Linked DNA regions of Homo sapiens: region 2 is linked to region 1. A link is an interaction called in ENCODE POLR2A ChIA-PET data of the cell type or tissue named here. Cell type or tissue: B cell. All regions are shown on one strand. Links, peaks and the distances in the headings refer to the core of each region. The heading gives the core; the rest is flanking DNA.

Evidence for each region. ChIA-PET counts read pairs that join two places held together with the same protein. Peaks named below come from ENCODE experiments on the same cell type or tissue, not always from the same donor. Only the 100,000 strongest peaks of a DNase experiment are listed, where the experiment ranks them.
Region 2: POLR2A ChIA-PET joins it to region 1 with 9 read pairs; 2 of 35 experiments call an interaction of 5 or more read pairs at or near these places.

The regions. Positions count from the first base shown.
Region 1 is chr16:81,814,613-81,829,357 of GRCh38, forward strand. All of the region lies in intron 2 of PLCG2 (phospholipase C gamma 2), which reads left to right. Among named protein-coding and RNA genes, the nearest start is that of PLCG2, 43 kb to the left of the region's middle. RefSeq lists enhancers at 7,094-7,193, 7,374-7,563, 7,574-7,723, 8,424-8,593, 8,704-8,903 and 2 more. In B cell, for the core only: no CTCF peak of the experiment used is centred there; DNase peaks (open chromatin) are centred at 6,349, 6,599, 7,009 and 8,719; H3K4me3 peaks cover 3,287 bases; H3K27ac peaks cover 4,000 bases.
Region 2 is chr16:81,640,341-81,655,085 of GRCh38, forward strand. It overlaps CMIP (c-Maf inducing protein), which reads left to right. Exons shown (of 21, transcript NM_198390.3): 4 at 11,863-12,024. LOC105371362 (a long non-coding RNA gene) reads right to left here and starts at 7,817. Exons shown (of 4, transcript XR_007065138.1): 1 at 7,732-7,817. RefSeq lists enhancers at 4,401-5,107, 12,196-12,255, 12,365-13,089, 13,090-13,815 and a silencer at 5,084-5,378. In B cell, for the core only: no CTCF peak of the experiment used is centred there; no DNase peak of the experiment used is centred there.

The sequences.
Region 1 (14,745 bases), core at 4,869-8,868:
TGAACCCGGGAGGTGGAGGTTGCAGTGAACCAAGATCATGCCACTGCACTCCAGCCTGGGCAACAGTACGAGACTCTGTCTCAAAAGAAAAAAAAAAGACACCCTGGGGGACATGAAGCACAGGCAGAATGGAGAGCAAGGACCCAAGGCTTTTGTCCTGTCTCACTGTTCCCTTGCTGTGTGACCACAGGGAGTTAACCTCTCTGAACCTTAGTTTCTTTGTCTCTGCAGTGGGGATTATGATGATCCTCTCCCCATAGAGTTGGGATAAAGATTAAATGAGCCAATACACATTAGGTTTGTAGCACAGGGTTTGTCTAGAGTAAGTGCTGACTAAACGTCAGCTGCTGGAGATGGTGGCGATAAGAAGTTACTTTTATTATTATCAGGACTGCTTGTTCCAGTGGCTGTTCCAGCCTGACAAATCTTCCAAGGCAAAACCAGAGTTGCTGAAGTTAACTTTTAAACATTTCCTTTTTTTCCTGAGTTATGGAAGGAATGATAATTGGGGAATTTAGGCTTAAAATGAAGCACCTGTGATATGACGCTCTGGAACGCCTCTTCATGCAGAGGGTGGTTATGCGAAGGGAGGAGGTTTTATTGCATATGGGGCCTTACTGGACAGTGAAGGGAGGGGGTTCCCAGCTCTCCCTGGTGGGCCCAGGCTAGAGCATGGGTCTCCCAGTCCTCACCAAGGGGTCTCAGCCTCAGCAGGTTGGCAGCCACACAACACAGTGAGATCCTTCTGTGTAGCTGAGCCTCTGATTCCCAGAGGTGAAGATACAGTCTTAGAGTGTATCCCAGGGACCCTGTCTTTCCAGCGGGAAACTGCAGGGGCTGAGAGACCACCCCCTAGAGGCTTCCTCATTTGCATCTTTAACACTGCCATGGTTGGGGGCTGTTTTCTTCTTCAGCCTGCCCTGCCTGGGCTCTGTTGACTACTCAGCCTGTTGTTCTGAAGTTCTCCTGGCCCTTTCAGAGGCCATGGGGGCTCAAAAGCCACTCAGAACACAAGTCCCTCTTCAGCTGCTGGGAGTCTGAGCATGGGAAAATCCTGCCTGATTTTTTCCAGTTCCCATGCAGGTGGTGGCTTCTTCGATTCTCGCGGTCTTCTTGGTGGAAACCTTTGTAGGTCTTAAGTGCGCTATAATTGAGCAGTCTTAAATGACCAGACACAGTGGCTCACGCCTGTAATCCCAGCACTTTGGGAGGCCAAGGTGGGCGGATCACTTGAGGTCAGGAGTTCGAGACCAGCCCGGCCAACATTGTGAAACCCCGTTTTTTACTAAAAATACAAAAATTAGCCAGGCATGGTGACTTGCGCCTGTAATCCTGGCTACTCAGGAGGCTGAGGCAAGAGAATTGCTTGAACCCGGGAGGTGGAGGTTGCGGTGAGCCGAGATTGTGCCACTGCACTTCAGCCTGGGTGACAGAGCATGACTTCATCTTTAAAAAAAAAAAAAAATGTGCCTTCACGGACAGGCACGATGGCTTATGCCGGTAATCCCAGCACTTTGGGAGGCTGAGGCAGGAGGATCACTTGAGGTCAGGAGTTCGAGACCAGCCTGGCCAATATGGTGAAACTCTGCCTCTACTAAAAATATAAAAATTAGCTGGGTGTGGCAGCACATGCCTGTAATCCCAGCTACTTGGGAGGCAGAGGTGGGAGAATTGCTTGAACCTGGGAGATGGAAGTTACAGTGAGTCCAAATCGTGCCACTACACTCCAGCCTGGGCAACAGAGTAAGGCCCTGTCTCAAAAAACAAATAAATTAGGCTTCAGATACTGAACTATCTGGCATATCCTATTTTGGGACCATGAAAAGGGTGACCTGGCAAGTCTGAGAAGGAGACCTTTTCCCTCATTATAATTTTTTTTTTTTGAGACACGGTCTCATTCTGTTGCCCAGGTTGGAGTGCCATGGTGCAATCACAGCTCAACTACTGCCTTGACCTCCTGGGCTCAAATGATCCTCCTCCCTCAGCCTCACAAGTAGCTGGGACTACAGGCATGCACCACCATGCCCAGCTAATTTTAATTTTTTTTTTTTTTTTTTTTTTTTTTTTTTAGTAGAGGTGGGATCTCACTATGTTGTCTAGGCTGGTCTTAAACTCCTGGGCTAAAGCAGTCCTCGCATTTCAGCCTCCCAAAATGCTGGGATTACAGGCATTAGCCACGGTGCCCAGCCAGAAATTATGACTTACTCCCAAGGTCCTGATGTCCAGAAGCAAGAACTGAAAGTGCGGTTGCGCTGTTATCATTAGTGGGAAAACACTCAGGCACCTGGGGCCACATCCGGTTCTGCCTCTTTCTAGCTGGTCTAGAGTCTTCTCTGAGCTGGGCTTTTTTTCCTATGCCCATTGCACAGTTACCCATTTATTGCCCAGAAGGTGACGGGCACTGGATGCGTTAGATGCTGGGGAAATAGAGGCACAACCATCACAGTGTCCTTCTTGTGAGTTTTGAAGGCTGGTGGGGAGAGACGGATGGTAAACAGGGAGGTGAAGACAAAGCCCTCTCTTTACAAGCGAAGTCAGCACAAGGGACAGGAAGAGCGCACATGATGGGTGGTCAGAAAAGGCCTCTCTGAGGAGCTGATATTTAGGCCGAGATCCGATGGGAAGAATCCTCTAGGTGGAGAAGGACTATGCATCCATCCCCCATGTATAAAATGGGAATAATATTAGTACCTGTGCCGTGAGGCAGTTGTGAAGGTAAAATGAATTAGTGCGTGTGAAGCACCTATCTTCCACTAAAAACAGAAAGCTGTTTTAGATGTTGATATTACTATTATTATTTTTGAGAAGGAGTTTCGCTTTTGTTGCGCACGCTGGAGTGCATCGTCTTGAGGGGTGCTGCGCAAGGCACTAGGGTGGTTTTAAACGCCTTTTGTCAGCTGTGTTTGGTGTTGCTACAGCTTCAGTAAACACAAGTGATAAAACAAGAGCCCTCAAACTGCACCTGGCCTTCCAGAAGATGACAAAGATGTATGTAGAACATCAGAGGGTACCTTGTGATTATTTTATTTTATCTATTTATTTTTAAAATTTCAAGTAGAGATAGGGTCTCACTGTGTTGCCCAGGCTGGTCTAAAACTCCCAGACTCAAGCGACCCCCATGCCCTTGGCCTCTCAGAGAGCTGGGGTTACAGGCATAAGCCCCTGCACTCGGTTGTGATTCTTTCACTTAACACATTTATTGATAAGTTATTACATGTCAGGCCCAGGCCAGGGTAGGCAAAAATGAGACAAGCTCCCTGTGCTTATGAACATGTTCTCACGTTCCTTACTGTTTCGGGGAGAAGGGGGTTAAGTGAACACTTGGGGTTGAGAGCAAAGACCCAAAGGAGAAGACAGATTCTGGGAGGGAAGGGGCAAGATTAGAGAGACCTGGTTGTCATCTACTCTCTGTTCCTTCCTTTCATGTGGCCTGGGCTCGGTCACTTCCTCTCTGTCGGCTCGTGTCCCCTGATCTGTGAAGTGAGAATTACAACACCTACTTTACAGGGCTCTCGTGAGTATTCAGCCAGCTAGTGTGTTAAGCTCTTACTCCCGTTAGGATTGCTTCGGCCCTCTGTGCCTCAGTTTCCTCACTGGTGAGGTCCTTTCTGCCTGATCAAGTCTGTGGCTCAGTCAGCTCCTCACTTCCTGCCCCTCTGGAGGACATCCCATTAGTCTCTCATTCCATCGTGCTCTTCTCTTTGGGAGCATTGTCATATGGTGGTTATTTATATTTATGTGGGCATTTAATGTCTCTCTTTCTCAGACTGTCAGCTCTTTGAAAGGGGGCTGTTTGTTCCATTCATTGTTCCTGTGTCATGCATGATGACTAGCACATACCAGGTAGACCATAGATGCTGTCTGCATGGGTGAATGCCATTCTTCCTCTGCTTGCATCTTGGGGATACTCATCGGCTGCACGGAAATGGAGCTCCGAAGGCCTGAGCTTCAGGAATTATCTGCTTGGTGGGGGCTGTGTTTCTGGAGGCTTCAGTGGCCTGAACAATAGCCAGGACAGAGCCAACTAGCCGGGCATACCTTTTCTCTGCAGCAGCAAGCCTTGTTGGCACTGTGGGCAGCAGGAAATGGCTGAAATAACTTCCATCATGATGCCCCTTGTCATGAGTTTCCATGGAAACTGAGGGCTGCTGAGCCTGTCACTCTGGCATAAGGGAGGAGTGTGGAGGGCAGCCTCATGAGAACTGGTATTTAGGTAGAATATGAATAGGGGGATTTGATTCCTTTTCCATAAGCTAGTGTGGGCTCATGGATTTTTTTTTTTTTTTTTTTTTTTTACTGTGGTGGGGCTCTTTGAATCACAAAAATAAATACAGCTTTTTAGTGAGAACTTAGGGTATTTCCAACACTGTCATCTTATTTCATCCTTCTAGGCCCACCATGAGGCAGGTGTAACTCCTTCAATTTGCAGAGGAAGCTGAGGCTCAGAGAGGTCCAGTGACTTGCTCAAGTCTACACAGCGGGGCATGGCAGAGTTCAGATCCACATTCTGGTCGGCCTGACTGTGGGGTTCAGTGGAGGTTGGCGGTGCTTGAGCATGGAAGACAAAGACCTTGTTGGGTGCCGGGCTGCTTCTAGAGATGGATGTGGTGGGTGGAGGATGGTTTGTGTTCTTTCCAGAGTCAGATGGCTGGGCAGAGTCAGGACATCCTGGGGGTGTTGGATTCCCAGGTGTGGAGTGACAACACTGCCTCATATCCATTTTCAGAGCTCATTTCTGAGGCTTCATCTGGTACCAACCCTGTGAGGCGAGGGAGCTCCTGCGAATCCCCTTGTGCAGCCAGGCTTGGAGAAGTCAAGGATTTGGCTTGGGGCACCCAGGAAGCCTGAGGCTTAGCTGGGTGGACCTCCTGGCTCCTCGCCCACTGCTTTTCACCCTGCCCTGAGGTGTGAGATCTTCCCAGCCACCTCTGGAAGGCTGGACTCTATCCCAGCTCAGTTATTTATGTATTTATTATTATTATTATTTTTTGAGACCAAGCTTCGCTCTTTCGCCCAGGCTGTAGTGCGGTGGCGCTATCTCGGCTCACTGCAACCTCCGCCTTCTGGTTTCAAGCGAATATCCTGCCTCAGCCTCCTGAGCAGCTGGGATTACAGGTACCCACCACCATGCCTGGCTAATTTTTGTATTTTTAGCAGAGATGGGGGTTTCACCATGTTGGCCAGGCTGGTCTCGAACTCCTGACCTTGTGATCTGCCCGCCTCAGCCTCCCAAAGTGCTGGGATTACAGCTGTGAGCCACTGTGCCTAGCCCTAGCTCAGTTTTAAAAATTACATTTAGTAGGTCTTATTTTCCATTATCAGAGAAATGCAGATTCATTCTAGAACCTTTGGAAAAGATAGACAAACACAAAAGAAAAATATCTCCCATTGACTACCCTCCAGGGAGCACTGGACCCAAACTAGGATCTGGTTGCTTTTCTGTGAAGATGTCCTATTTCATCTTTAAGGATTATGATCTTTTAGGTAATGGAAGTTGTGCTTCATATTTTAAGAACTTTTTAAAATGAACTTTATTTCATATTTAATTTATATACAATAAAAGGCACTCATTTTAAGTACACAGTTTGATGCATTTTGACACATGTGTAGACATGTGTAACCACCACCCTAATTGAGACACAGAACACCTTCCATCGCAGGAGAGAGGGTTCCCTCACTTCCCTCTGCAGTCTGCAGCCCCCCACCCTCCCCAGCATGCACACTCCCTGCCCCAGGCCACCCCAACCTACTTTGAGTCATCCAGGATTTTTCCTTGGTTTTAGAATTTCATAAACATGGAATGAAACAGTAGACTGTGTTTTGCATTCGACTTCTTTTGTGTGATGTTCTCAAGGTTCACCCATGTTGTTGCTAGTGTCAGTAGTTTTTCCTTTTCTGTTGCTGAGCAGCATTCCAGTGACCGAATATACCACTGCCTACTCCCCCATTCTCCTCATGGGAGATCTTGGGCATATCAGTTTTCCCCTCTGTATAATGGGGAAACATTACCCAATTTTTTTTTTTTTGAGACAGAGTCTCACTCTATTACCCAGGCTGGAGTGCAGTGGCGCAATCTTGGCCCACTGCAGCTTCCGCCTCCCAGGTTCAAGCAATCCTCCCACCTCAGCCTCCTGAGTAGCTGGGATTACAGGTGCACACCATCATGCCTGGCTAATTTTTGTATTTTTAGTAGAGGCAGGGTCTCATCATGTTGGCTAGGCTAGTCTAGAACTCCTGACGTCAAATGATCCGCCCACCTCAGCCTCCTGAGTAGGTGGGATTACAGGTGCACACCATCATGCCTGGCTAATTTTTGTGTTTTTAGTAGAGATGGGGGCCTCATCATGTTGGCTAGGCTGGTCTAGAACTCCTGACGTCAAATGATCCGCCCACCTCAGCCTCCTGAGTAGCTGGGATTACAGGTGCACACCATCATGCCTGGCTAATTTTTGTATTTTTAGTAGAGACAGGGTCTCATCATGTTGGCTAGGCTGGTCTAGAACTCCTGATGTCAAATGATCTGCCCGCCTCGGCCTCCCAAAGTGCTGGGATTACAGGCGTGCGTGAGCCGCCGTGCCTGGCCACATTACCCGCTTTATCAGATTGTTGTGGGGATTCAGTGAGTTAACATGTGAGTGATTAGAATAATGCCTGGCACATAGCAGATGCTAAATATCATAGTAATAATAATGGATTGTTGTCTCTTGCTGTGTAACAAACCACCCCAAGGCATAGTGGTGAATACTGGAGGTATTTCCAGTTTGGGGCTCTTGAATAATATGAGTGAATGAATGAAATAATACAAATGTACATGTGTAGTTGGGCAGCCTCGGTGGCTGTTGCCTTCCTCGAGGGCTCGAATGCTGTGTGTCTTGGTGATCGGCTGACAGGCAGCCGTTGCCTCTTCTAAGATGGGTGGTTTTCCTTTTGAGGTGGGTCCTGGGGGCTCCTGGCTGCTCAGTGCTGGCCCTACTTGTTGCCTTGTGTGCTGCTCTGAGCCAGGCTTGGTCTTGCTGGGCTGACCAACCCATTTAAGCCTCAGGAAGTGGCCTCTGTAGAAAAAAATGTATAAGCAGCGGGTGGTGAACAGATCAGTGGAGCGCAGAGCCCCAAAATAGATCTTTCTCCGCTAACTTGCCAAGCAACTGGGGGCAGTGGCAAATGCTTTGCATAACTTCCTACCCAAAAGAAAAGGTTTTACTGCAAACAACTTTTGGGGACCCCTCCCCTCTCAAATAATCTCAGACAGATCCAAGATGTTTTTTTTTTTTTCCAGAGCAGCACAAAGAGAGAGCCAGACAGGCCTGGGGTTCCATCCCAGATCCACCATTTGCAGGCTGTGTGATTTTGGGCAAATTCCTTAACTTCGCTGAGCCTTCTCTTTTCCTGTGTTAACTAGGGAAGATGAGACTAGACTCTCCAGTGTGTATGCAAAGCACCCTTACGCTGCAGAGATGCTGCAAATAGGGAGTGTCTTTTTTTTCTTCCTTTTTCAATTTTATCCTCTGTGCTTGCCCTAGAGCTTGTTATCAATTTCTCTTAGCTTTGTCAATTGTGGTGGGGTGTGGGGGATTGAGATTTGGCTTTCCTGGGAAGATGTTCCAAAACTGTCTTTGAAATAATACTCTCCTCCTCTGCAGATCAGTGGACAGGGTGTTGAAGGGTCGGCATAGGTGGTAAGCATGATTGATGGCCCCCAGAGATGTCCATGTCCTGCTCCCCGGAACCTGTGGGTATGTCATGTTACTTGGTAAAGAGGACCTTGCAGATGAAATTAAGTGAAGAAGGTTGAGATGGGAGAGTATTCTGGGTTACCCAGGTGGATCCAGTGTGTTCACAGGGTCCTTTTAAGAAAAAGGCGGGGCTGGGGGCAGTGGCTCATGCCTGTAATCCCAGCACTTTGGGAGGCCGAGGCGGGTGGATCACCTGAGGTCAGCAGTTCGAGACCAGCCTGGCCAATATGGCGAAACCCCGTCTCCACTAAAAGTGCAAAAATTAACTGGGCATGGTGGCGTGTACCTGTAATCCCAGCTACTCAGAAGGCTGAGGCAGGAGAATCGCTTGAACCCGGGAGGTGAAGGTTGTAGTGAGTGAACCGAGTTCATGCCGCTGCACTCCAGCCTGGGAGACAAGAGCGAGACTCCATCTCAAAAAAAAAAAAAAAAAAAAGAAAAAGGCAGGAGATCAGAGTGAGTAGAAGACAATGGCAAGATGATGGCAACAGAGGTTGGAATGATGTGCTTCAAAGGCAGAGGAAGAGGCCACACGGCCACGATTGCAGGCGGCCACTGCAAGGTGAAAATGGCCAGGAAGCAGGTTTTCCCTCGGAGCCTCCAGAAGGAGCCAGTGCTGCCGACACCTTGGTTTTAGCCCAGTGAGACTGGTTTTGACCTAGGAGCTGAAAGCTGATAAATGTGTGTTGCTTTAAGCCACTGAGTTTGCAGTAATTGGTGCAGCAGCCGTAGGGCACTTATAAAGCAGGCGAGGCCTATGTTGGCTGTGGTTTCACAGGAAAGTGGCCTCTTGGATGATGGCGCCTTATGGTCATTTTTATGTTTCTTCCCTTCTGATCTGGATGGATTGTTTTCAGTTCAGCCTAGGGGAGGTCTGGCTTCCCCGGGGCTTTACCTCGAGACTGGATCTCTGCAGTCAGGCCTCTGGTGAGCCCCTGTGGCCGGGGCAGCTGCAGCAGAGAGGCTTCCTCTCTCGACAGAAACGCAGAAGTGAGCTGCTTGCTCGCAGAGGCCAGGCTTCCTGTCTGGCCAGTCCCTGAAATGCTGCTCCCCACCCCTCGCCCCATGAGAGTCCAGGTGAAGATTGAGTGGGGGTAGGGGCTGCACTGTCTGATCTCTGAAGTGAGCCCCTTCCTGTCTAGCTTGGATTTGTGTTGAAGGCTTTAAGATGACTGTTTTCTTGTTTATTTACTTTTAAGAGACAGGATCTGGCTCTGTCGCCCAGGCTGGAGGGCAGTAGTGTGATCATAGCTCACTGTAGCCTCAAACTCCTGGGCTCAAGCGATCTTCCCGCCTCAGTCTCTCAAGTAGCTGAGACTACAGATGTGCACCACCATGCCCAGCTAATTTTTTTTTTTTTTCCCTGTAGAGACAGGGTCTCTCTATGTTGCCCAGGCTGGCCTTGAATTCCTGGCCTCAAGCAATCCCCTGACCTCGGTGTCCCAAAGTGCTGGGATTCCAGGCATGAACCACTGCACCCAGACAATTCTTTTCTTTTCTTTTTTTTCCTTCCTTCTTTTCTTTTCTTTTTTCTTCCTTCTTTTCTTTCCTCCCTTCCTTCCTTTCCTTCCATCCTTTCTTCCTTCCTTCCTCCCTTCCTCCTTTCCCTTTCCCTTTCCTTCCTTCCTTCTTTTCCTTCTTTTTCTGTTTCTTTTTCTTTTTCCTTTCCTTTCCTTTCCTTTCCTTTCCTTTCCTTTCCTTTCCTGTCCTGTCCTGTCCTGTCCTGTCCTGTCCTGTCCTGTCCTGTCCTTTCCTTTCTTTCCCTCCTTCCCTCCCTCCCTCCCTCTCTTTCTCTCTTTCTTTCTTTCATGGAGTTTCACTCTTGTCACCCAGGCTGGAGTGCAATGGCGTGATCTCAGCTCACCGCAACCTCCACCTCCCGGCTTCAAGCAATTCTCCTCCCTCAGCCTCCCAAGTAACTAGGATTATAGGCATGCGTCACCACACCTGGCTAATTTGTGTATTTTTAGTAGAGACAAGGTTTCACCACGTTGGCCAGGCTGGTCTTGAACTCCTGATCTTAAGTAATCCACCCACCTCAACCTCCCAAAGTGCTGGGATTACAAGCGTGAGCCACTGCACATGGCCCCAGCCACTTATTTTCTTGTGATTTGTCAGCAAACAGCCTCTGGGGTTGTGACTGCTGGAAAGCACCTCCAGCTTTTGTGGAGCCAGGTGTGGCTGGCACTTTTCGTTGGGATCATGTTTGGATCTCCCTCAGGCCTTCTCACCATGTTCCTCGTGTGCCACACTGGTGAGATAACGGGGTGTGGGAGAGACTGGGCATTCAGATTCAGCGGTTATAATTAAAGGGCAACACTGAGGCCAGGATGGCTGGGATCCTCTCGTAGCTGCCATGTGACCTCTGGCCTTTTTGTCCTTCCCCATGATGTCACCTTTCATTGGATGGTGACTCCCTGCACATACCCCCAAAGGTGTCCATGTCCTAATCTTTGGAACCTGTGGATATGTTACATTATGTGGCAAAGGAGATTTTTGCATGTGTGATTAAGGGAAAGATCTTGAGATGGGGAGATTCTCCTGCATGACCCAGGTAGGCCCAATGTAATTACAAGGATCTTTAAAAGAGGAAGGTAGGAGGTCACAGTCAGGGAGAGAGAGCAGGATTCTGGCTTTGAAGGTGGAGGAAGGGGCCACAAGCCAAGAAATGCAGGTGGCCTCTAGAGCTGGGAAAGGCAATGGGTGGATTCCCCCTTGGAGCCTCCAGAAGGAACACAGCCCTGCTGACTCCTTGGTCTTAGCCCAGCGAGACCCGTTTTGGAAATCAGACCTGCATAATTGCAAGATGGTAAATTTGTGTTGTTGTAAGCCACTAGGTTTGTGGGGCCATCCTGGCCTCAGTGATGCTTATTTGGGAGTGTGTTTTTTTCCTATTACTGCTCTAATCTTTTAAATTAGATCTGAAGAGATGCTCTAATTTTTTTTTTTTTTTTTTTTTTTGAGACAGAGTCTCACTCTGTCACCCAGGCTGGAGTGCAATGGCATGATCACAGCTCACTGCAACCTCTGTCTCCTGGATTCAAGCCATTCTCTTGCTTCAGCTTCCCAAGTAGCTGGGACTACAGGCATGGCATGCGCCAGCACACCTGGCTAGTTTTTTGTATTTTTAGTAGAGACAGGGTTTCACCATGTTGGCCAGGCTGGTCTCCAACTCCTGACCTCAGGTGTTCCACCTGCCTCGGTCTCCCAAAGTGCTGGGATTATAGGCGTGAGCCACCGCGCCCAGCCCGAGATGCTCTAATCTTTTAGAGCAGTAATAGTAGGTTGGTGCAAATGTAATTGCAGTTTAATTGTAACTTTAATGGCAAAAATTGTGACAACTTTTGCACTCATCTAATAGGAAACACACTCCCACGTAACCATCTCCTGAGATCCCTTTCCTTGACCCATTCGGTAAATATTTACTGAGCCCCTCCACATGCTGGAGACTCTGCTTGTCACCAGATTGACCAAAGCAAGGTCTTGTCCTTCAGGGGTTCAAGTCTTAGGAAGACAGAGACAAGATGACAAGGCTAAGATTGTCACATAGGGTGTTAGGTGGATCGTAGAGAAAGAAGACATAGAAATCAGATGGCATTGGACCAGAGAAATTTTCTCAGATGTCAGTGAAAGGAGCTTTGAACTTGGAGCGAGCTCTGGAAATGTTGTCTGGTCGCACTGGGTATCTAGTAAATATTTCAAACTCAACGTGTCCAAAATGGAATTTGTCACCAAAACAACGGAGATCTCTGCCTTTAAAACCTATTCCTCCAGTTTTCCCCATTGTGGTAAGAGATACCACCATCCAGCCAGGTCCCCATGCCAGAAAGCTAGAGTCCTCCTCGGCCCCTTTGCCACCTTCATTTCTGGCATCATGTCCACCTCCTGGTTCTTGGGGTTCATCACTGTTTGGAGATGTGCTTCCCTCTGCCACGGCAAGGCTCCAGGATCCTAGGCTCAGAGATGGGGGAACCGAGAAAAGCATCAAGTATGATCTGTGTCCTCACCTAGGTGCAGTAGGAGGTCAGTGTAGGGGTCCATGGGCAGGTTCCCTGGGCTCCAGTTTCAGCTCTGCACTTACCAGTGTGACCTTGAGGTCAAAGTGCTCGACCTCGTGTGCCTCAGTCTCCTCACTGATAAAATCGCAATAATAGTAGGACCTATCTCACAGCAGTGTTTTAGAATTCAATGTAACAAGCACTTAGAATAACACATGTTCAGTCAGTGATAGTGGTGGTTGTTGGAGGAAGCTTCTCTACAATACTCAGTGCTTCAAATGGTGATAGCAGCAGCCACTCATTAACCACGTCCTCTCAGTGGTCTTATTAACCTCTGTCCTTGGCGCTTTAAAAATCCTCCTCATGCTTTTTGACGAGTCTACCCATTTTATAGATGGGGAAACTGAGTTTCATAAAGTAGCAAGAACCTTCCCAAAGCCACTTAGCTGGAACAGCTTTACCGTGATTTTCTAGTATGACTCTCAAGGCTGCCGGAGACAATTTTGAGTAATTGCTGGGTTTTTAAAAAGTTCTTCTTCTGTATCCATTTGAGGTCTTGGTTTATCCCTGCTGGAGATCCGCAGAACCAGCCTCCTGCCTCCTGTGGATCCGATGAGATGACTGAAGATAGGACACTTGATCCTGGACTTGTTTCTACTTCCAGCCTCCCTGTTCCCCTAGGGAATTTCCTCATGTTTTGCAGATTCCTAAGCCCCATGATTGTGCTGTGGCCTAGGGCTGCATGTCCTTGTTGACCTTGCGCTGAAATAAGACTCAGGGGATGCCCCTCAACGGGATGTGTGGTAAGGTGCATGGTTAATCTCATACATTATAGAGGATTGCTGGGTTTTTTTTTTTTTGGGGACAGGGTCTCACTCTGCCACTGAGGCTGGAGTGCAGTGGTGCCACTATCGCTCACTGCAGCCTCAGCTTCCCAGGATCAAGTGATCTTATCTCAGTCTCCCAAGTACCTGGGACCACAGGTGTATGCTCCCATGCGCAGCTATTTTTTGTATTTTTTTTTTGGTAGAGCTGGGGTTTTGCCATGTTTCCCAGGCTGATCTCGAACTCCTAGGCTCAAGGAGTTCACCTGTCTTGGCTTCCCAAAGGGCTGGGATTACAGGCATGAGTCACTGTACCCGGCCTGCATTTATTTCTTTAAAATCCTACTTCCTCTGTTTCAGATGAGGGATCAGAAACATAAATACCTGCAGGCAGCTGGATAGGTGACCTAAATAAGAGAAGCAGGTTGTATCTAGGGGACAAATGACAATAAACACAGGCTGCACACTGGGAAAGTTCTAAGGGTGGTGGGAACCGTGGTTAACGGGGAGTCAGTGCATGTGTGCCTGGTGTAAAGTGGACAGATCCTACGTCATGCTGCAGGCTCAGGGTCCACAGATCTGCAGTTGGAAATGTAGGTTGTTACTGTGAAATCTCCTCATTTAAAAAAAAGCGTTGACGCCGCCAGGCACGGTGGTTCATGCCTGTAATCCCAGCACTTTGGGAGGCCAAGGTGGGTGGATCACCTGAGGTCGGGAGTTCAAGTCCAACCTGATCAACATGGAGAAACCCCGTCTCTACTAAAAATACAAAAGTAGCCAGGCATGGTGGCGGATGCCTGTAATCCCAGCTCTTTGAGAGGCTGAGGAAGGAGAATTGCTTGCACCTGGGAGGCGGAGCTTGCACTGAGCCGAGATCATGCCATTGCACTCCAGCCTGCGCAACAAGAGCAAAACTCCGTCTCAAAAAAAAAAAAAAAAAAAAAAGTTGACTCATTGAAACACACAAATAAGCAAAATGATCTTCACCTGACAAAACACTCCTGTACCCTGATGCAGTTCCCAGGCCAACAACTTGTGAAGTCTGTTCCAGACTGTTGAGAAATGTCATTTTTTTTTTTTTTTTTTTTTTTTTTTTGAGACAGAATCTTGCTCTGTCACCCAGGCTGGAATGCAGTGGTGTGATCTCGGCTCACTGCAAGCTCCGCCTCCCAAGTACACGCCATTCTCCTGCCTCAGCCTCCTGGGACTACAGGTGCCTGCCACCACGCCCGGCTAATTTTTTTGTATTTTTAGTAGAGACTGGGTTTCACCATGTTAGCCAGGATGGTCTCGATCTCCTGACCTCGTGATCCACCCATCTCGGCCTCCCAAAGTGGTGGGATTACAGGCGTGAGCCACCGCACCCGGCCGAGAAGCGTCATTTTTATTCTGTGCTGTGGTGTGGTGCCTCTTCCTTTGCTTTTATGAGCTGCAGTTTTGATCAGCGAGTCCTTGCGGGTCAGCAGAGGGTCTTGAGAAAAGGTTGCTTTTACAACCTTAAGCAAGTTATAAAAGTCGTCTGAGACTCAGTTTCCTCATATAGAAGCCAGCCGTCACAGCCTCAGCCTTCCGAAGCTGCTGTGATGATTGAACAATGTGGCATTTTCCTGAGTGCCTGGTGAAGTCGGGTACATAGAAGGTTTCAACAAATGTGAATTTATTTCCCCTTAACTTGCATTCCTTTTTCTTTTCTGAATGCCGAGGTGGGTGGATCATGAGTTCAGGAGATAAGAGGCTGTATCTTACCAACTGCATTCTGATTTTACAGGAGATCACAGAATGAATTTCCTGTGTGGGCCATTCTCTCAAACATTGCTAGTCTCAGGAATAGTCAGAAAAGCACAGGACCTGGCTTTTAATGATGACAAGGACTGCCCCCTCTGCCCTGTCTTTTTTGTATCTGTGATTTTCATTCATTAATGGGGTAGTTAGTAGTTTTTATTTTATTTTATTTTTTTTGAGACGGAGTCTGGCTCTGTCACCCAGGCTGGAGTGCAGTGGCACGATCTCGGCTCACTGCAACCTCTGTCTTCCGGGTTCAAGCGATTCTCCTGCCTCAGCCTCCTGAGTAGCTGGGATTACATGCACACACCAACGTGCCCGGCTAATTTTTGTATTTTTAGTAGAGATGGGATTTCACCCTGTTGGTCAGGCTGGCCTTGAACTCCTGACTTCAGGTGATCTGCCCGC
Region 2 (14,745 bases), core at 6,447-10,446, 170 kb before region 1:
CTCCCACTTTCTCAACCACAGTTGCAGAGGGCCCTGCTGCCTTCTGTGAAATGATGGGGCTGGACGGCTCAGCTCGAGTCACCGCAGTAAGATGGCAGACTGACTGGGACCAGGCGTCCTGGGGTCAGTCCTTGCTTGCTCCTTACAGCTGTCTGGGCTTCCAACAGCTGCTATGACAAATTTCCGTAAACTGTGTTGCTTAAAACAACAGAAATTTGTTCTCACACAATTCTGGGGCCAGATGTCCAAAATCAAGGTGTCAGCAGGGCCACATTGCTTCTGAGACTCTAGGGGAGGGCCTTTTCCTTGCCTCACCCAGCTTCTGATGGTGTCCGGCTATCCTTGATGCGCCTTGGCATCCAGGCTCTGCCTCCATACGTGGAGGTCTCTCTGGAGCATGTGTGTGTGTGTGTGTGTGTGTGTGTGTGTGTCTCTCTCTCTCTCCACATGGCCTTTTTATAACGACGCCAGTCACTGGATTTAGGGCCAACTCTAATCCAGTATGACCTCATCTTAATTATATCTGCGAAGACCCCATTTCCAAAGAAGGTCATAGTCACAGATACCGGGCTTAGGACTTGGACATATGTTTTGGGCAGACACAGTCCAACCCACAACACCAGCTGTGTGACCTGGGCAAGGTGTGAGCCCCTCCTCTCCTCTGCAGCACGTCCACCATGAAATGAGGCTTGTGGGTGAGAACCTTGCTTCTTAGAGGGCTCAGGAACATCTGTGTCACCTGGAAGCTGCTTAATGCAGATTCCCAGGCCTCGCCCAGCTCTGCTGAGCTGGAATCTGCATGGTAACCAGACCCCCAGGCAATTCCTGTGCACACGAATGAGAGTTGCAGGGTAGGTGAAAGGATTTGGTGCAGGGCCTGGCCTAAAGCAGCACCTAACGCATGTTAGCCTTCAGTGCCATTTTCATTCTCCCCACTGCCTGTTCTACCTGCAACAAACACCGAGAGCACCTTCCCTGGGTGGCTGCAGTCACCATCCAACACATCGGAGGAACAGATGAGATGTCATCCCTGCTCCCAAGCAGCTCCTAGCTCAGCGAGGAAAACAGCTACATACAATTTTTTTTTTAATGTGCTCAAACAGCATCTGCGTGATGATTGGATTTTGCCCACGGTGCAGCTGGCCTGAAGAGCCAGGTAGGATGTGGTACTCAGCTGGGAGCCTGACACCAAGGCCAGCTTATCTCCTTGCCAGCCAGGCACGTGGTTACCTAGGCAACCAGCCGATGCCGCAGAGACAGTGGAGCAGGACACCCGCCTGAGTTCCCGCTGTTTCCCTGGAAGCGGCATTGAGCACAGGAGGCCACCACCGGTGGGCATTTAGGCGTTTTCCCCTCTTGCAAACAAATTGCCCATCTCCCCAGGAGCTGGCTTTTCAGGCAGGTGTCCACTGGGCACCCAGCTGCACCAGCCTGCAACTGCCTTTGGGAAACCGAGGAGGCGAGGCTCAACTCTCCGATTTGAAGGCAGCAGAATCATTGATCAAGGCATAGAGGTGCTCAGGTTTGCCTCTCGGAGTGGCATGATGGTCAGGTGCTCAGGATCCAGAGCTAGACCTGGATCCCAATTCTGCCTAGCTCTTAGTAGCTGCATGACTTACCTCACTCAGCCTCGATGTTCTCATCTGTAAAATGGGACTTACATTATACCACTCACCTCATTTAGTGGATGGGATGATTTAAAATGTATTTATACAAAGTGCTTCGCACAGGACCTGGCCTATGGAGTGCCCTTCAGAAGCGATGGCTTTTCCGCTGTCTTGTCACTCGTCATTCATCAGAACCCAGTGTGCGTGCTTGCTGTTCTTGGAAAATGTCAGCCCTTGATATGTAGTAGCCATTATGACTGTAATGAGTAGTTTGGTTAGAATGTTCTGTGCCCTGTCTCACCCTTCAGCCAGACTGGGAGTGTGCAGGGGCTGGTTTGTCTCATCTCTGTATCATTTCCCCCACTCCCTGCCCCTCCATAGAGACAGTGCCCCACTCAGAGTAGGCGTCCCTCCACCCACCTTGAAAACATGAGTCCTGAAGGGTAAGCATTGATTAATTCATCAATGAATTAGTTGGACCAGCAGGTAACAGAGTTCAGTAATTGTGTGGGGTAAATTGGGGTCCCCTAAAAGACCCCTTACACCCTGTGCTGTCCTGTGGCAAAATTTAAACTGATTCAGTGCAGTTGAGGCACGGGGACAGGGCAAAAAGCAACAATATATGTGCATAGCAGCACTATTCATGATAGCCTACGGTGGAGACAACCCAAGAGTTCATCAGCGGATTAACAAAGAAATTGCAGTGTATCTGCCGGGCGCGGTGGCTCTCCTGAGGTCAGGAGTTCGAGACCAGCCTGGTCAACATGGCGAAACCCTGTCTCTACTAAAAATATAAAACTTAGCCAGGCGTGGTGGCGGGCGCCTGTAGTCCCAGCTACTCGGGAGGCGGAGGCAGGAGAATCGCTTGAACCCGGGAGGCGGAGTTTGCAATGAGTTGAGATCGCACCACTGCACTCCAGCCTGGGTAACAGAGTGAGACTCCATCTCGCAAAAAAAAGAAAGAAAGAAATTGCAGCGTATCCATGCAGTGGACTGTTAGTCATGGAAGGGGGTGAAGCAAAGCTGCCACAGCCGGATGAACCTTGAGGACGGTATGCTAAGTGGACAGAAGGCCACATTGTGTATGATTTATATGCAGTGGAAGACACATGTTAACCCACAACAGTTTTGGCAGACACAGTTCCACCCACAACACAAGCTATGTGACCTGCGCAAGGTATGAACCTCTCCTCTCCTCTGTAACACGTCCACCTCGTGGAGGAGAGGAAGTGAGGCATGTGGGTGAGAACCTTGCTGCTTAGAGGGCTCAAGGACATCTGTCTCACCTGGAAGCTGCTGAATGCAGATTCCCAGGCCTCACTGTGGTCACAAAAGGACACATAGTGTATGATTCCATTTATATGCAATGTTCAGAATAGGGGAATCCAGGAACAGAAAGTGGATTGGTAGTTGCCCAGGGGCTGGGGGAGAGTACAATAGGAAGTAACAGCTTAAAAGGGTTTCCTTGGAAGTGATGGAGAAGTGTTGGAAATAGTGGTGGTGGTTACACAACACTGTGCTAAACGCCGCTGAAGTGTTCACTGTAAATGGGTACATGGTGGCCGGGCGCAGTGGCTCACACCTGTAATCCTAGCACTTTAGGAGGCCAAGGCGGGCAGATCATCTGAGGTCAGGAGTTCGAGACCAGCCTGGCCAACATGGTGTGAAACCCCATCTCTACTAAAAATACAAAAATTAGCCGGGTGTGGTGGTGGGCGCCTATAATCCCAGCTGCTGGGAAGGCTGAGGCAGGAGAATCACTTGAACCCAGAAGGCAAAGGTTGCAGTGAGCCGAGGTCATGCCACTGCCTGGGTGACAGAGCGAGACTCTGTCTCAATAAGTAAGTAAATAAATAAATAAATAAGGTTAATGGTTAATTTTATGGTGTGTGGATTTTACCTCAATGAAGTAAATCTATATGTATGTGTATATAGTGATGGCAGCCCCCTGGTGCCTCAGACAGCCTAGTTTCTCAGGCCAGAGTGATGGGCTGTGACTGGTAAAGCCCCTGTGTGATTCCCGGAGGCACTAGGGTTGTCCCTACCAAGCCTGGGGCAAGAAAGGAATCCCAGTCAGAGAGAAAAAAAATAGTGTTCAGTCTAATCCCAGAAGCACCGTTGACCCTATAGCCCTGACCTGTAATGAAAACGAACGAAACATGCATTTACAATATTTCTTTAAAAATGAGATTTTGGGGGTCTCACTTTCTAGTTAAGTTGAGTGTCTTCTCGTTATTTTATACTCCACAATTAGATCACAGATGCCCTCCAGTCATGGTGGTGCTGGTGCCCATGTATTTCACTGGAAATGTGCACAGATAATCGGGACAGTGTTGCCTCCTTCCCTGGAAAATTGTAGCCAAAGCACCGAGGCTGATTTTGTGACATGGATTGTGTGGGCTAGCAGGCATGGGGAATAAGGCCAGGGGGCTGTGTTTGACCCAGGGTGTCTCTGTGGGGAGTGCACCAGCAGGGAGCTGAGAGGTTATGAGCGGGTTTTAGGTTGATGTTGAAGACTTGGCGGCCAAAAGGGCAGTTTGGGGGTAACACCCATGGGACAGTTATGAGGCCTGCATTATATATGAAGGTAATGTGACAGTCTCTGATGCTCACCGGATTGAAGGGAAGCTATTCTGGAGGACTCAAGAAGGCCAAAAATGCTGCCTCCCAAGTGTCCAGTCCTCCCGGAAGCCATGGCTTGCTGGAGATAGCAAATTATTTCCTACACACTTAGCATCTGCAGCCATAGTGAGTCTTGAATCAGGGAAGCCAGGGAAGATAACCAGCCAGCCATTGTCCCCGGGTGTGCAAGGCACAAGTGGGGACATTGCACCTTGGTAGACCTTTTAAGAAAATTCCAAGGCAGGGTCCCAGTGAGATGGGGGCTTGGAGAGGGGGGTCTCCCATGGGAGGAGGTAGGCAAGGGCCCTTTCCTCGGGCCGAACGCAGTGCCACACACATACTAGACCTCAGCATCGATGGGTAGAGGCAAACATGCATGCTCCTGGGCCCGTGGGGACGTGATGACAGGGACACCAAGACTTTCGGATAGCACTGCCCGACGGAGCATTCTGCGATGATGAAAATGTTCTCTGTCTGCACCACTATAGTCACCACTAGACACAGCTGGCTACCGAGTAACTGTAATGTTACGATGTGATCAAGATGCTGGATTTGTAGTTGTATTTCATTTTAATGAAGTTCAGTGTGCGTAGCCACCTGGGGCTGGTAGCTTCTGGACTAGGCAGCTCCGCTGTAGGACCTGCACTGGAAAAAGTTTTCAAAGCCGGGCTGGGTCCTCCCTGGCTCATATTTCCCTGTGGGGTCCTCCTCCACTCTGCAGTGCCATGGGCGCGCCCGTGCAGCGTCCTCTCTTCACGACAGGTGGTGGGGAGCATGCGTGCTTGGGTGTGTACGCGCGCGAGCCCCAGAGGCTGCGGCAGCAGCAGAGCAGCAGAGCAGCAGCCCCTGCCTGGCGCGACGTGCTTCCAGTGCATTCTGAGTCACTCCTCTCCTGGCAAGGGGCACATTCCTGCTGACGACTTGTCTCCCGTGGAGGAGCAACAGGCTCTGCTTTCCCTGGCCTGAGAACCCTGGCATATGTGCTTGCCTCTGCTGACAGTTGCCAGAGCGATGGCAAGTGTTGCCCAGGTAACGTCCCTTCCTTGACAAGCAGAGAGGGTGAGGACAGCGCTGGAGTGGCTGACTCTGCCAGACGGGAAGCAGGAGGCTCTGCCTGCTGTCTCTGCTTGCCGCTGGCTGGTGGGGCTTGGGCTCGGATGTGGGGAGCCCTCCTGAGTTCTACCTCCCTGGACTACTCCTTTACAGAACTTGGTAGGTGAAAACAATCAGAGCTGCTGTTTAGCCAGGAACTGAGCTAAGTGTTTTATATATTATCTCATGAAATAGTCACAGCAAGCCTTTGACAGTAGTTATTCTTATCCTGATTTGCAGACAAGGAAACTGGTGCAAGTAATAGACTGTAAGTTTCATGAGCACCGGGGCTTGTCTGCTTTGTTCACCATGGTTATCCTTAGTACTTAACATAGTGCTTGGCACGTCATAGTAGATCTTCATGGGATGATTGGATGGAAGGGTGAATAGATCGATGAGTGAGTGATGGAAGTATGGATGGTAGATGGGTGATGAATGGATGATGAGGTGGGTGAAGGATGGATGGGTGGGTGGGTGGATAGTTGGGTGGGTGGATAGTTGAGAGGGTAGGTGAATGGTTGGATGGATAAGTAGATGGATGAATGAATGAGTGGATGGATTAATGGATGGATGGGTGGGCGGGTGGGTGGATGGATGGATGGATGGATGGATGGATGGGTGGGTGGTTGGGCAGATGGATGGATGTGTGGGTGAATGGTAGGTGGGTGAGTAGATGATGGATGGGTGGATGGATGAAGTAGAGCTTAGATTTGATCTGGAGTCTGCTCGTGAAGCCTATACGCTTCGCCACTGAGCCATACTACCTTTGGTTTTGTCTGATGACTACCTCCCTAGGATAGCATTTTTAAAAAATAGCATTATTGAAATGGAATCCACATACCATAAAATTCACCCACTGTGAGTACACAATTCAGTGATCTTAGTAAATTTATAAAGTTGTACAGTCATCACCACAATTCAGTTTTAGAGCATTTCCACCATCTTGAAAGATGCCCTCATGCTTGTTTGCAGTCTCATTCCTGTTCTGTGCCCCAGGCAATGAATGTTCCACTTTCTGTCTCTGTGAAATTGCCTTTCTAGACATTTCACATAAGAGAAATCATACACTATGTCTTTCTTATCTGGCTTCTTTCCCTTAGTGTAGTGGTTATGAGTTGCATCCGTCTTGTAGCATGTGGGTAATTCAATCCTTTTTATTGCCAAATACTGTTTGGTTGAATGGCTATACCACATCTTGTTTATCCATTCATCAGTTGATGAATTTAAGTTGTTTCTGTGAAGAATGCTGCTATGGACATTCTTGGGCATGTCTTTGGAGTTTGTTTCTCTTTCTCTTGGGTAGATTTCTAGGAACAGAATTGCTGGGTCATATGATAAATTTATGTATAATGTTTTAAGAAACTTTCAAACAATTTTCCAAGGTGGCTGTACCAGTTTACCTTCCCACCAGCAACACACAAGATTCCCAGTTTCTCCACACCTTTGCCAACACTTGGCGTTGTCTGTCATTTTCTATTACAGCCATCCTCGTAGGACGAAGTCGTATCTCTTTATGGTTTTAGCTTGCGTTTTCCCGAGGGCTAATGACGTTGAGCATCTTCTTTGCATGCTTACTCCTAGGCTGGAATTTGACTTTTAAAGCCAGACCTTGGCAAACTGTTTTCTACAAAGGGCCAGATAGCAAATATTTGGGGCTTTGTGGGCCACATTGGATTTCTGTTGCATATTCTGTGTTTATTTTCCGTCACAACTCCTACAGTTTGTGAGACCATTCTTGGTCTCATCGAACAAAAACAGGCAGGGGGCTGGGTTTCACCGCATGCTATAGTTCACCAACCCTGCTCTAAGTCAGCCCCTTTCTGTGAAAACACCAGGTCGTGTGCCCAGCCACAGAACAGTTCCAAGGCCCCTGTGTACTCCCCACTTCAGAAGAATCCAGTGGCCTGTGGGGTCCATGCTAGACAAACCACCAGGCCACCCACCCCACCTGGCAAAGCGCACTCAGCAGGAAGACCATATTGCAAAGCTGAGGGCCAGCCTCCAGGGAGCCTGGAGCAGGGATTCCGGAGGCGTCCCTATCCCAGCTCCACCATGATTCATCACCTGATGAGCTCATCAGAGTTCCTGGGATGAGGCATGCTAATTTGTCACCTAGGGAGGAGGGACAGGGCCCTGTTGATCCTGGACAGGCCTCCCTCATCCCTGTGGCCACCCTGACCTGGGGCTCAGAGCCTCTTCTGGGAACAGGGGCCTGCCTGCAGCCCGCACCCACAACGCCGTAGCCCACCCTCCCCCCGCACCCGCAGAGCCGTAGCCCACCCTCCCCCCGCACCCGCAGAGCCGTAGCCCACCCTCCCCCCACACCCGCAGAGCCGTAGCCCACCCTCCCCCCGCACCCGCAGAGCCGTAGCCCACCCTCCCCCTGCTGCTTCCACCGCCTTCTGGTTACCTGGCCTCCACTCTCAGAGCCTTGTGGATCTTGTTTCTGGATCTTGTCCTTGTGTCACCAAGCATTCTTGACACTTCTTCAGGATCTCTTGGCAAATCTGATATCCTCTTCACCCGACCATCGTGGCCCTCACTGATGTGATGGAAAGAGCTTTGCAGTGGCCAGAGCCAGTTTTCATTCCTGAATTGTCCCTTTCTAGCTGCTTGACTCTGGGCAAGTCTCTTGACCTCTCGGGGCCATGATAGGCTTCTGTGCACAGAGAACACCAACAATCCTCTGGCAGAAGCTGCAGCTGGCCACCCCCTCAGCATCGCGTGAGGGCTGCCAGCTGTGCACCATGAACACCTGTGACCCTGCAGAGCGCATGCTTTTTTCTGGCTGTGGGATCACTTTGGCCTGGGCACACGGCAGTCAGAAGCCCTGAAGAGTTGGCCAGGCGCAGTGGCTGCCGCCTGTAATCCCAGCACTTTGGGAGGCCGAGGCGGGTGGATCACGTGAGATCAGGAGTTCAAGACCAGCCTGGCCAACATGGTGAAGCCCATCTCTACTAAAAATACAAAAATTAGCTGGGCATGGTGGTGCACACCTGTAATCCCAGCTTCTTGGGAGGCTGAGGCAGGAGAATCACTTGAACCTGGGAGGTGGAGATTATAGTGAGCTGAGATCTCACCACTACACTCCAGCTTGAGTGACAGAGCAAGACTCTGTCTCAGAAAAAAAAAAAAAAAAAAAAAAAAAAAAAAAAAAAAGCCCTGAAGAGTTTAGGGAGCTAATGGACAAATGGCCAGCTCCCTCACTCTTTAGGAACGTCAACTCTGAGTGTGATCTGCACTGTCCCCTAGAGCCCCCAGCAGGAGTGAGCCCTCATTGCCTATATCATGTGCTTGACAGTGCCCTGTTTATTGACTGTCTTCTCTTGCCCGTCTCACTTCCCCACTCTCCCCACCAGTATTTCCTGCTGTTCCCTCTCAGATCAGTAAGCCATTTGCACTCAGTCCCTTGTCTCAGGGTCCTCCCTATGACAAGCCCCCAACTCATGGGATACTGTGAGGATTGAGTGGGATAAAGCTCATAAGAGCTAGCACTGTGCTGGCACATGGTATGTCCTCATGAAATTTTAGCCCTTGGTACAAGCCCTGGGATCTTCTGGCTCTGAATACAGCCTCTGCAGACTCTCCCATGGATGCCTGTGAGGCAAGGGCTTGGGCCCTCCCGGGAAAGCTGTTGTCCTCCCCGCTCCAAGGAGGGGAGCTGTGGATGAGCTGAGGCTGGGTGTACCGACCCCGAGGGCTCGTGTCTGAAACTGCGTTGGTGCCAGCGTTGCCCACTGGGCCCTGCTATGCCTCAGACTGGTTGCCTCTGCATCTTGAGTGGCATCTGTGTGTGGAGAACAGGAGATTGTACTCATGGCCACCCACCTCAGGGCTGGTTGTATTTTGCAAGTTTAAATGAGACTTCGCTGGAATGATGTTCACCAAATATTAATGGTGGCTATTTCTGGGTTGTGGGATTTTTGAGGCCTTTTAAAACTTATCCTCTTCTTTGTGCTTTTCAGTACAGTTTAGATTTTTTGCAATGAGCATGCATCATCTTTCGCAAAAGAATGAAGTCATTAATCTTTCAAAAGTAAATAATGTGCAGCTGATCAGAAGAGTCCACTTAGAGCCCAGACTCCATGCAAATGTAAGACACGGGTGTGGATCGCTGTGGTTTGCTTTGGGGCTTGATATAGGGTGGATTTTGTGAGATCATTTCATGGTCTTTTAAAAATTAAACAATTCTCTGGGTACAAACTAAAACCACAGACTCTGAGGCTCAAAGGAGCATTCATCCTCTGGAGCGGGTAGGGTTCTTGCTTCAGACATGTTGGGTTTTGCACAGATATTTCATCGTGCTATTCAGGCAGCGTGTCCTGCTCACAGCACTAGGACAGGGCGGCTTTGGTTGACAGTAACTAGGAAGGAGGCTGGTTATGGTTCCAGAGACGCCTCAGTGGACTGGGTGCGTCTCATCGTTAATGAAGTTCAGCCAGTAGTCACTGTCACCATCGTCAACATCAACTGCATGTTTACTCTTCACTGTACACTCACCCCCGACAACTTGTCACGCGTTTCTTCCTGTCCTCGTAGGGTCTCCAATGGCTGGCAAGTGAATGTTCCTGGTCTTTCCCCTCCCGCTCCCTGGGGAATGCTGGGCTGCCCTGGCCTCCTCTGCTCTGCTGGGCCTATGAGAAGAGCTGATCTCTTTCTAATTCTTGATGTGCAATGGGTGAATGGGCAAAGAATAGTAAGACCAGGTGCTGGAAGGAGGAAAGAAAGGTGGGCAGGTGGGTAGATGAAAGAACTAGAGAGAAGGAGAAAGAAGGAGCAGAGAGAGGAGAAGGGAGAGATGACGGGAAAGACTTGGGGTGATGGGCGGGGGGAATGAAAACCGTCTTTGGTGTGAGTTCATGGGGGCGACACCAGTGGCAATGAGTATATCAGAGGCCCCAGAAAATCATGGGGTGCGGGAAAATAATGGAGAGGAGGAAGATGGGATGCCGTATTGGCCTAGGTTTTACGTTTCATCTCCTTCAGTTTTTCAAGAGACAGATTCAGTCTCAGCGTTCCTTTTTGTGACTCTTGGCTGATTTATCTGGACTTGACTTTTGAATGCGGCTCCATAGAGTGGACCACATGGGTCCAGGATGGGTCAGGGTTACAGATTGAAAGAGGTGCCGGTATTTTCCATCCTGACTTACAGAACAGGACCCTAAGGCTCAGAAGGTGAAAGTTTTCTAGGAAGAACCAGATCTTTCCGACTCAGGTCCACCTCCCGTCCCACCAGTGTGCCTCACCGACAGAAGTAACCGTTCCACTTGGCATGGAATGTGTCCCTCAGATACTTCCTTGATAGCGGTGGGTCCCTTGACCACTTGATAATTCCTAGCTCAGAAACTCAGCGGTCAGGGAGGCTCTGGCAGCTTCTAAGTTTCTGTTTGAGCCTTAGCAGTTCAGCAAGGGACCCTCCTCTCCCCCCTCCTCTTTCTGACTTTGGCTCAGAGATTGTGACATGTCACCCCAGCTGGCTGCTGGCATGGTAACACTAAAATTAGGCTCTCCCTAAGGAGCAGAGCACTTAATGAAGGAGTTCATCCAGTTAGAAAGTCTCTCAAGCAGGCCGGGTGCATGGGGCAGGCAGCTGCAAAGGCGGGAGCCCGGGCGGGGGTGGAGGGAGTGCTTGGCCCAGACCTCCGCCTTCCGAGGGCCTCCGTTTCCATGATGTCAGAGAGGCGGAACTAACTCTGCCTCAAATCCAGGGAGGCAGCAGCCCCTGTCCCAACCGCTCTCTGGCTTCGACACAGCGCCCAAGCAAAGGTGAGAGCACTCTTGTCTTCCTCACCAGGTGGATGCGGAGGGCAGCGCTGGATTTCCCGGGGGAGCATTCCAGGTTTAGTCCCTACCTGGCCGGAGTCTAATTCCTGGCCTTAATCCTGTCTGTCATGTTCCCTAGCTGACTACCTGTCTTCAAGCGACCTCTTGGGATTGACATAGGCGGAAACAGTGCCTTCAACTCAGAGAAAGCCCCTTTGTGGACTGACCATTCCCACTCTTACTGCGCTTGAATCCTTGGGAAGTGAGTTTGGCAGAAGATACGATCTAAAAGAGAAGTCTCCCCCTTTTCTTTTTGAAGTCATTGGAAACTGTGTGGAGACAGTATAGTATGGTGGTGAGGGCACTGGCTTGAGAGCCCGAGCACATGTTTCTGTCTCAGCTCTGCCAACTCTAGAGCCCTGGGCAGATTTTCTAACCTCTTGTGTACCTCGGTTTCTTCATCCTTTTAGCAAAAACAAAAACAAAAAAACAGGAAAAAAGAAAAAGGTAATCTATCAAGGATTATCATCAGGGTGAAGTGAGCCTGTGTGGGAAATGAGTCTAGTGTCAGGAGGCCTGGCTGCAAATGCACCCCGTGACTTTGGATGAGACCCTTCCTCTCTCGGGGTGTCAGTTTCCTTATAAACGGGGACTGGGCCAAGTTGTCAGTTTCTCAGGGCCCTTTACACCCTAACCCATCTGATTCTTTGATTGTCTTCCATCTTCTGCCTTCCTTACGTGAGTAACATGTTGCTGTCTCTTTATCTCTTTCAACCAGAAAAAGATTTACAAATATAAGAAAGTGCTGAGTAACCCAAGCCGCTGGGAAGTTGTCTTGAAAGAGATCCGGACCCTGGTGGACATGGCCCTGACATCCCCCCTGCAGGATGACTCCATCAACCAGGCCCCACTGGAAATCGTCTCGAAACTGCTCTCAGAGGTAAAACCCCTCCCCTGGACCCCTTTACATTGTTTGCCTTTCCCTCCACCGATCACCGGCTCCATGCCAAGCAGCAGGCGCAGGCAGAGCTCCGTGTGGGCTGTGTTGTTGCCCTGCTGCCGAAGGAGGTGAGCAGTTGCCCACCCAGCCGTGTGTGGGAGTTGGGAGAGGGAGGCTTGCCCCAGCTGCTTGCAGCTGTGCTGTCTGGGGATTGTAGGCACCGAAGAGGAGGTGTTGCCCCGTGCAGTGAGAGCCAGTAGTCCCATCCCCATCTCTGTCTTCCCCTAGCAGTGGCCCACATGAGCTCCAGGGGTCCAGGGGGATTCAGCTTTCTGCCCTCGTCACCCCACAAAGCCTGTAGATGTGCTCTGTTTAATTTAAACACCATTTTAAAAATCAGGAGATTTCACAGTACAGTGGGAATTTCCAGGTTCTCTTTAAAAACAATCAGAAAATCCAGCCGCGGTTTGCAGCTGGTGCTACCTGATGCCACCCGTCGGCTGGGCCTCCTGTGCCATCTGCTTTGCTGGCCTCCTCGCATATTGAATGTGTGCTTTGTGCCAGGCACCATCTGGGAATTCAAGCAAAGACAAGCCCCCTACCCCCCTGGAGCTTGTGTCCCGGCAGGGGAGACAGGCAGTGAACAATGAAACTCATCAGCGAGTCTGTCCCGCTGTTGGTTAGGCAGAAGGCGCTTCGGAAATGTGCTTCTTTCTGTTTTCTGTTTCAGGTGCTATTCTAGGCGCTTTACAAATATTAATACTGCTCTCGTTTATTTGCTCACCTGGCCCTCTGGGAACACTGGAGTTGATGACTCCTGATTTAAACTGTGCACAGCCACCAGACTGATGCTTCTGTCCCCCTCCCCTGACAGTGATACCCCCGGTCCTGAGTCTCCCCCGTCAAGCTCCCATGCAAGTGCCTGGCTGCCTGGAGCCCTCCCCTTTCTCTGCAGGCCCACACTGGCCGCTGCCCGTGGGACGGGGCCTGGCACCGGCCCTCCGTGTCTGTGGAGTAGAGAAGGTCCCTCACTCCAGGAGGAGGCGAGGTGGGAGGTAGAAAGTAGGTGGCAGTGACAGTCTCAGGCAGAGGGACAGAGGTCAGAGGTGTTGTCCTCAGTTGGGAGACCAGCATCGTTCCAAGAGGAGTAAAAACCCAGGCTGGGAAATGAATCACAGAGTGGCTGGAATTCTGAGCCTGGGTGCTGGATGTCCAGCTCCAGGTGCAGACTTCTCATCTGGAGAAGGGGTCCCTGCTCACCTGTAGTAAGCCAGGCAGGTGCCAGGTGCCACCCAATCTGGAGTGCAGTGGCGTGACGGCTCACTGCAACCTCCGCCTCCTGGGTTCAAGCCGTTCTCCTGCCACAGCCTCCCAAGTAGCTGAGATTACAGGCGTGCGCCACCATGCCCAGCTAATTTTTGTATTTTTAGTAGAGACAAGGTTTCACCGTGTTGGCCAGGCTGGTCTTGAACTCCTGACTTCAAATGGTCCATCTGCCTTGGCCTCCCAAAGTGAGACAGCCTCTCTTTTAAAACTCACATTCTCTCTGAAAGATGGGCCTTTCTGTCTTCACTTCACAGATGAGGAAATTGAGGCCCAGTGATACTGAGTGACCTGCCCAACTCACGTGGCAAGTTTGTAATGGAGCTAGAAGTTCCACCTTAGAGTTGCCAAGCGCTTTTGAGACCAACTTGGCCACCACTTCAGCGCCACCAGGCTCAACCACCACCACACCCTTATTAAATCAGGGCAGTGCTGAGGGCAGCAGACGTGCCCCATTGCCGGCCTCGGGCAAGATTTTTTTTCCCCTCTCAGATGTGCTTCAGGTGACCGCATGACTGTTGGCCTTCACATCCCTCCTTGGGCTTTATTATTATTATTATTATTATTAACAATGGGGTCTCACTGTGTTGCCCAGGTTGGTCTCAAACTCCTGGGCTCAAGTGATCCTCCCACCTTGGCCTCCCAAAGTGCTGGGATTATAGGCATGAGCCACCACACCTAGGACCAGACACCTGGCTGAGGGTGCTTCTTGGGCTTTAAAGTAAAAATCTCAAAGGCAGCTGACCCTTAAGTGCTAGGATGGAGGAATAAAGATATTTAAAGTAGGAAAATGGAAGAAGTTTCCATGTGCTTTGAAGCTACTGTGTCAGGCAAGGAGTCAGCATTACTCACCCTACTTTACTGAAGAGAGCTGACATTTAGGGACAGAGCTGGGACTCCAGCCCAGGCTGCCTGACCCGGCATCCACTCATGCATGCTCTGCAGTGGTCAGTTTGATGGCCCTTAGACCTCCCCAGTTTCTCCCAAGGACCCTGCAAGGTAAGTATTAAAATGTATAGAGGAGTAACCAGGGGTGCTGAGAGGTTAAGTAGCTTACACAGGGCCAGTCAGATTAAGTGTTGGGCCAGGACCCTCGCCCGGGTCTGCCCAGTGATGAAGCTTATGCCCCTGCACATAGATGTGAGATAAACCCGGGTTGGTAGAGACTTTCTGGCAAGTATGTAACTATGGAGATGAAGAGTGAGAAACCGTGTTGTAGGGTCGGAAGGACCTTGTCCTGCCCTCAGTAGCTGGGTGGCCTTGGACAAGTTGCTAGGCCTTTCTGTGCCCAGTTGTTTTCTGTAAATTGGGTCTGAGACGAGTACCTATTTCACAGAATTGAAGATGCGATCCTCTCATATGCATAAAGTGCTTGGCACTGTGCCTAACTTGCAAGGG